Regions from separate parts of the Homo sapiens genome. Here region 2 is linked to region 1. The links are chromatin contacts, found by Hi-C in ENCODE. All regions are on one chromosome and are shown on one strand. The core of a region is the stretch at or near the end of the contact, and the rest is flanking DNA. Distances in the headings are between cores, read along the strand shown.

What was found. A loop is a pair of places that touch in the nucleus more often than their neighbours do. Pooled maps may share reads with other maps.
Region 2: a loop to region 1 is called in a map with no recorded cell type, with 12 times the contacts of the local background. The contact joins the enhancer-like site here to the promoter of STX18-IT1 in region 1. A Hi-C loop is called at or near these places in 1 of 168 maps with a recorded cell type or tissue (PC-9), 2 of 37 single-sample maps with no recorded cell type and 6 of 50 pooled maps.

The regions. Positions count from the first base shown.
Region 1 is chr4:4,480,072-4,483,944 of GRCh38, reverse strand. STX18-IT1 (STX18 intronic transcript 1) reads left to right here and starts at 2,245. Exons shown (of 4, transcript NR_126434.1): 1 at 2,245-2,340. All of the region lies in intron 1 of STX18 (syntaxin 18), which reads left to right.
Region 2 is chr4:5,380,611-5,384,421 of GRCh38, reverse strand. The region is part of intron 4 of STK32B (serine/threonine kinase 32B); the gene reads right to left. Among named protein-coding and RNA genes, the nearest start is that of LINC01587, 140 kb to the left of the region's middle. Within about 2 kb of position 2,326, at least 2 of the 41 ENCODE cell types and tissues checked have a DNase peak (open chromatin) inside an H3K27ac peak, as active enhancers do.

The sequences.
Region 1 (3,873 bases), core at 996-3,495:
GGTTGCAGTGAGCTGAGATCATGCCACTGCACTCCAGCCTGGGCAACAGGAGCGACACTCTGTCTCAAAAAGGAAAAAAAAAATTCCTGAGAGGATTGGGAATGATTAGCTTGGAGAAGAGAGAAGACTCAGGTGGAGTAGATCACAGTAGCTGACCTCGATTCAGAGTAAGAAAGAACTTTTTACTGTCTGAGGTGAAATGGATGGCCAGGGAGAGGCAGTGGGTGCCCTATCATGCTGCTCTTTTGGCAAAGCAGGTGTCTTCTAGATCCTTGCTAGTCTTAACCATCCAAGCAGGGAGGTAGTCACTGCTCTGTGTGTCATCTAGCCTGTTCTAGGCAAATAGTAAGGTCAGGTAAACCGGGAGTGGACAGAGCTTCAGAAATAGTGGGAATGTGTTCAGTAATGCCAAATAATTGTAGTTTGGGGAACTAGAAGAATGGGAATGAAGATGTTTAATTAGATTGAAGTTAGTAAGTTGGGGCTGGAAGGAGTGAGGAGGAAGAGTTGAGTGCATAATAAACATTTGTTTTTTTCTATGGGTGTAAGAGTCCTAGAAGTCTTTTAAAATGGAAGTTGCATTGAGTTTAATGGGAATCTTAAGCATTATAAGGTGCCACTCAACTTTTGAAATTAAATCATGAGTTCTTTGTGTCATCAACACTAAGATTCTAGGTTTTTGTTTTTTTTAATTTCTGGGTTTCTTTAAAGATGATAGGGGCTTAATATTAGAAAGGAAGCTATACGTTCCAGGTTGTTAGAAAGTTAGTTGCTAATATGAGAAATTAGACTGCTAAATCCACCTACCTAGTGTTAACCACCCATGCCCCCCTGTTAACCAGCCTCATTGTCTGTTACTTGAGACTCTCTGCAGTAAGAAGGTTGGATCTAGAAAAGTCAGTCTCCTCTTTTGTGCACATGTTTTCTCTCCTTCTGTCTCTAAAAAGACATATGCTGAATTCTGGAAGCCGCAGTCCCGTAAGATTAGTATTGGTTCTTAGCAATAGGTTATTTAGCTATTGATTATACTTTTCCTAGGTTAAGATGGCCTTATTTATTTTTTCTGGTAAGATTTCCAGACTGATGGAATAAAGAACTTGATATATTCAGCTAACATTTATCACTTACAGCTTGCCTCAAGGAAGGTGGAAAGTGAACCCAGAATACTATATTTTAAAGCCTCCTTGGGCCTGCAATTTTGAGTAGAAGTTGAGTGATGGGAATGAAGACATTCTGGGCAGAGAGAAGCAGGTGCCAGAGTGCAGGGCAGAGAAGAGGAGGCTTGCTTAAGGAAAGGCTCTGTGGTCTGGCACGCAGGTGGTTGCAGGAAGTGCAGGAACAGAAGCTGGTAGATGGAGCTGGCTCCTTTAGCCAGTGTTTAACAAGGTGAGTGGATGGGACTGACTGACCAATTTCATTTGTAGGGTGAAAAAGAGAGAAGAGTGTAAAATGGCCAAGGTGTTCTAACTTGGAATCTAGAAAGGATGAAGACTTTCTCTTTGGGGCCGTCAGAACAGGAGGGACTAGGAGTAAGCCAGAGGGTGTGAGTGGCTGCATGAGGATACCGTTGGGACATATTGCTTTTGAGGCGTCAGTGGGACACACAGTGGCAGTATCTAAAAAGCATTTGGATACACTCAGCTTGAACACAGGAGGGAGGCAGCGGCTGGGTGGACAATTCATGTAGACAGTAAATAAAGCTATGGATTGGAATGAGTGAGCTTAGCAAGAACATGTAAAGAAAGAGCCAAGGGCTGAACTTACAAGAAGTTTCAGAGATTAACAAAGGCAGAGAGGGAATGAATGAAGGTGAAGAAAAGGAGTTATAGGTTTTAGAAAAGAACCTAGAGACAGTGGTGTTCTGGAACCCGAGGGAGGCTAGTGCTTCAGGAGGGGACAAGGAAGGAGGAGGCAGGAGCAGGGAGGAGAGCCATCCGAGTTTGGTGAGGCCTGGTGAAGAGTGTCCCCCTCAGTAGGAATTGGGGGAAAGTGACAGGAGTTGCTTACTCAACAACTGCTGAAAGAAAAGAAGAAAGCGAGAAAGGAACAGTTCCTTTATGTATTCCCTCAACAAACTCGCTGCTGTGGTCCTGAGCACAGTGGAATGTCTGTGGCTGTGCTAGCCTCTTTTGTGGGTGATTGGTCACTGGGGAGCTTCTTTTGCACAGGGATAGGACTCAGACAGTCCCCACTGTGACATCAGCAGGTCAACATGCTCCAGAGGTGTGTTAGTTCTGAACTTTTAGCTCTGACTTAGTAATTGCTATTGATGCATTTTTCAATTAAGAGTGAAAGGAGTTAGACTCGGAATTTAGTCAGTGGGCTCCAAATTAAACTTGGGTACATGATCCTTGTGAAAAATCACTTTAACTTGTCAGTAGTTGGCAAACATACAGCAGTGGTTTTTCTGGCTGTGCCTTTGGCTGCATACTAACTGAACAGCAAGCTGTGTCCACTGATTGAATGAAAAAAAAATAATGATTTTGTGTTACAGGGACCTTTTTACAATATGCCAGAGGGACCTACTGGAGTCTCTTTAATCTTGAACAATGCTTGTTTCTTGCAGAGGCAAATTATGCAAATCAGTACTTAGTGTTCCATAATCAATCAGGTCTTTGTTGGAAGTGTTGTGAGTGCCAGCAGAACAGAATTTCTATCATCCTGGGAAGGGTGAGGGGGTTTGCAAGTCAAACCACTGCTGTGATCAGCAAAGGACACTTGCCGACTGCTTTGAACTCTCCCCACAGTCAGAATGCGGTCGCTCTTTGAGAAGAATCCCATCATTTTGTACCAGGGTTTTTGTTGTACAGTATATCGTGCTTTGGGTAATTCACAAAACACCCACGAAGGAACAGCTAGCAAGGCTGTTCTGTGGGTGACACATAAAAACAAAGCTGGGCCTGCCGCCTGGGATGGCAGCTGGCAGCCATGCTCCCAGAGCTCCCTTTGTGTGGAATCTGCCTAGAGTGCAGTGTTTCAGAATATTCCTGGACTCAACTCATCTGTAGTGCATATGTATGCTTAAAAACAATCTCATTTCAGCTTCCTCCTGCACAGAATGGTGAACCTTTATTAATCCTTTGATTCCAGATCAAAAGAATCAGAGAAATTTTTAAAGTCCTTGGGAAAAAACTGCTGTTTTTGAGAGGTCCTGTTATTACTGCTGCTCTAATACTTGTGTTGCCATCTAGTGGATAATGGGAAGTATGTGGCTGCCTTAGTATGTTTGGAGTTTATTGTACCCTATTACTGATTCTTGAAGGGGATAGAAAATCAATTCAAAAAGTTTTTTAAAAAAAGAAAATCCCATGTGGAGCATTAAATAGTTATTGAGGAGCCACTTTGGGCTAGGCAGACGCCTCAGCAGCTTATGTCAGGGAGACATGAAAACAATTCAAAACTCAGAAGATGGTGACATCTCTGCAAGGGATGTATTTGCAAGATGGATCCTTAACCTGGCCTCGAGTTAGCAGGGAAGCCTTTAGGAGGTGTGACACCTGAGCAGAGCCTCACGCATAGGAGTGAGTCAGAAGACAGGATTGGGAAGCAGGGAGGGCTTTGCGTCTGGAGACAGCAGCAGAGCGTAGGGCACTGGCGGGCCTTGGGCATGAGGATGTGGGCTTATCCTGGGTTAAAGGGGAAGGTAATGTACAGTTTTAGTCAAGGAAGTATGTGGGAAGATTCACCCTTTTTGATTGTTTAATAACATGTTTTATCTGATTATAAGGATTTTACGTAGTAACTGTAGAAAAATTTTAAAGTGCAAAAAGTATGAAGAAGAAAGCAGTCTCCAAATCTTACCACCTACAATCATTGATACCTTGCCGAGCAGTCTTTTAGATTCCCCTCTATGTATGTATACAGCTCTAGGTG
Region 2 (3,811 bases), core at 1,077-3,576, 900 kb before region 1:
AAACCTCCAGCACCTTTTACTCCCCAAGTCTCGGTGTCACCATTGACTACACTGTCCACACCCCACATCTGCCTGAATAGCAAACCCTGCTGCTTCTACCTGCAGAGCATTTTCCCCTCCAGAGTTCCTGCATCTTCCCTTTCCTCTCCAGCCCATGCTCACCAGGGCAGAGCTGTCAGCCTTTGCCCACACCCTTCTCGGGACTTCTCCGTAGAGTAAAACCCAGGTACTCTCAAAGGCTTCCAGGGCCCTGATGAGCTGGGCCTACCCCCTCCATCCTCCTTCCACTCACTTCGTCTGGCTGCACTGGTCTGCTGAGCCAAGCATTGTCCCCCGCTATGGCCTCTGCCTTGCTGTTACCTGGCCTGGAAGGCCCATTCCCTAGATGTGCACAGGACCCCTCCCTCTCTCCCTGTGATGATCGCCCAGCTCCCCAGCGCTCCCTATCACCTCCCCTCCTTCATTTCTCTCCATGCCCTTATCATGCCTGACACTGTATCCACGTGTTGTGTCTCTCTCCCCATTAGGATATAAAACTATGACAGCAGAGACTTTATCCCCCCACTGCTGTATCACAAGGACTTACAACAGAGTCTGACACAAAAACATTCAGTAAAGAGCTGCGTGGATAGTTGAATGGATGAATCAGACACAGCCCCAGAGGTCCAGGACTCAGGATGGCCCTGCCCCTGCTGATGCCTCATCACCTGTCTTTTCAGGGTGAGTCCACTGCCTAGTGGTTTCAGAAACAAGGGTCCCTATTACCAGTGCAGCACCCCAGGCTGGTCACAGCCTCCACCTCTGTGGCAGGGCTGGGTACCTCCATTTCCCATAAGCCCCTGTGCAGTTCCAATGCCTCCTGAGGATTGAGAGGCCTGCTCTGCTTCTGGGCAAGAAAGATCATCTGAGCTGGCTCACAATGGGATGCTACGAGTCCTGGGCTCGTTCAGGGGAGGATTTTGTTTGGAATTCTTAGTCGCCAACCTCTGGCACATAGGCATAGCCTCATTAAAACATGAAGCTCCAGTGGTCAGCTCGGATTCCTCTGGGAGCCGGTTGGGATGACTGTCACAGCTGTTGAGTCCCAGGGGTAGGTGGAACCAGGAGCCAGGCATGTTCAGTTTGCCTCGTGTGACAGGGGAGGGCAGGAGCATCACCTCTTGAGGCACAGCATGAATACGTATGTGGGAGTCAGACAAGCTGGCGCGGTGGGCACAGATCAGCTGAAAAATACGCACCCTCCAGGCCCGGACACCCACACTCACCTACCCACGGCTGACTGCAGGGCCCAGGGTGGCCCCACAAAACCAGAGATTTCTCTTTCCTGATTTTACTAGAAATGTGGGAGCCCTGGTTTGAAAGCAGAGTCGACGTGGAGACCTTTCCGGTGAATTAATATTTTAAGAATTGCTATTTTTAGGGCCCAATCTCTCTGTGAGTATCCTCCAAGGGGACATGCTGCCAAAACGCATAAGAGTCAGAGAGCCCTGGCTGTTGACACTGGAAGGGACCTTAACTCTGTATGAAGCAATAGCCCCAGGTTCCTGACCTCTCTGAGCCTCAGTTTCCTCATCTGTAAAGTGAGCTAATCATGTCTGTCTGTAACGGCTGTTGTGAGAATTAAATGCAATGTTGCATAAAAAAGAATGAGTCCAGGCTTGGCATATGGTGAAAGCTTAATGAATACATCAAACATTTAAACATGATCAATTTCCAAATAAGAAAACCTTGCTCGGGAGAAGAGAAATACCAGACAGAGTCTTACAGAAAGCAGTAAAACTGAGACTGGGAATAAAAGCTGGGGTCTTTTTACTGAGAACTCTTGGGAATTTTGCTCTTTAGGAAGACCACAGAGCGGGACCCCTGACCACAGAGAGGGACCAGGGGACCTTTTCACATCTCCCTGCATTCCTGCCACCCAAGGGGAAGGAGGACACAGATGAGAGGGAAGGAGCCAATTGCCCTTGGAGGAATGCAGATGACCCCAAGGCGACATTGTGGCTGTATTATCCGGCACCGTTCACAGCACTTTACATGTATTATTTCATTTGATTCTCATAGCAGTTTTCTGTGGTGTAGGATATGCTGACTCATTTTGTTTATTTTATAGCTAAGGAGTCTTATGCTCAAGGAATTTGAGTGACTTTCCCAGGGTCACCAGCGGGATGGTTAACTTTATGAGTTAACGTTGACAGGGCCACAGTACCCAGATATTTGTGCAAACATTCTTCTGCATGTTTCAGTGGGAGTATTTTTGGGTAAGATTAACATTTAAGTCAGTTGACTTTGAGTAAAGCGCATTGCCCTCCATAATGCAGGCAGGCTCATCCAACCAGTCAGAGGCCTTAACAGAACAGAAACTGGCCTCTCGCAAGCAAGGGGGAATCGTGCCAGCAGATGGCCTTTGGATTTGAACTGCAACATCAGCTCTTTCCTGAGTCTCCTGCTGGCTGGCCTGTCTGCAGATTTTGAACTTATACCTCCATGATCGCATAAGCCAATTTCTTAAAATAAATCTCTTTCCCTCCTTCCTTCCCTCCCTCCTTCATACGCACACATCCTGTTGGTTCTGTTTCTCTGGAGAATCTTGACTACCACACTCAACTAGTAAGTGATGGAAGAGCCAGGATTAAAAACCCAGACAGCTGCTTCCAGAACCCATTACCATCTTTACAGGGCCCCAAGGACACAGGGTGGGAGCAAGGTGGGGGCAGATATGGCAGAGCCACTTTCAGAAAAAGAAATGTATTACAAATAATCCATGTGCTATTTCCTGAATCCACACCTCTGGGTAGCGAAGGCAAGAAGTAAACAGAGTCCCATATAGGATGGTGGAGGGACAAAGATGGCCAGCCCCTAGCATGTGCTGACCACATTTTCCATGCCACACTGAACTGGCTACTGCACGGGCATGATCTCATTCAATCGAAAGCCCCTTGGGGCTGTGGGGATTGTTACTGTGTTAGTGCTGCAGATGAGAGGGCAGCTGCTGTCTTGGTTGGTGCTCAGCTGAAGATACCATGAGAAAATGCTCCCTCCAACAGCATCAGAGAGACCTGGTTTCTAAGCCTGGCTCTGTCTCTTATTAACAATCTGACCTGGAGACTTAAATGCTCTAAGTCTAGCTTCCTCATCCATCAAACAGGGACAGCAGTTCTTCCTTGAGGTGTAGAACTAAAGAATAATGAAGATAAAGGACCCAAGGTCACAGCACAGTTCCTAACCAGGGAGTCTTGGGAAATCATCTATTTCCATTCATTCTATCACATTTTCACAGCTTACTGTGTGCCAGGCACTACTGTCTACTTAAAATACAGTGGACGAAACTCAGGCAAGTTCTTACTTGCATGGAGATTACATTCCAGTAGGGAAAGACAAGGAATGGGAGGAAAACAAATGATCAGCGTGGTCATTTACACTGTGTAACTGCTCTGCAAATTGCTTCCCAGGCGGTGGGCCAGAGAGTTGGGAGGACGGGTGGGCTGCTGGAGAGGATAATGATGACGTTGGCACTGACAACTATGATGAGCTGCAGGACCTTGAACAGGCGCCTTCCCTCCTCTGAGTCTCAATTTCTTTACCACACCATGAAGATCTAAGCTCTACTTGTAGGCTGTTGTAAGGACTGCATGATTGTAGGTAACAGCAGTGTCAGCTACAAAATGGGTGGAGTCCAGTGCAAAAAGAAAATGCAGGGCCCTTTGTTCAAAGCTTTAAGGATTTCACGATGGCAAGTACCGGGCATTAAATCAAACACGGACCCTCCTTCATGTGGGGCCTTGTGCCACCAGCCACCCTGGTAAAGGCATCT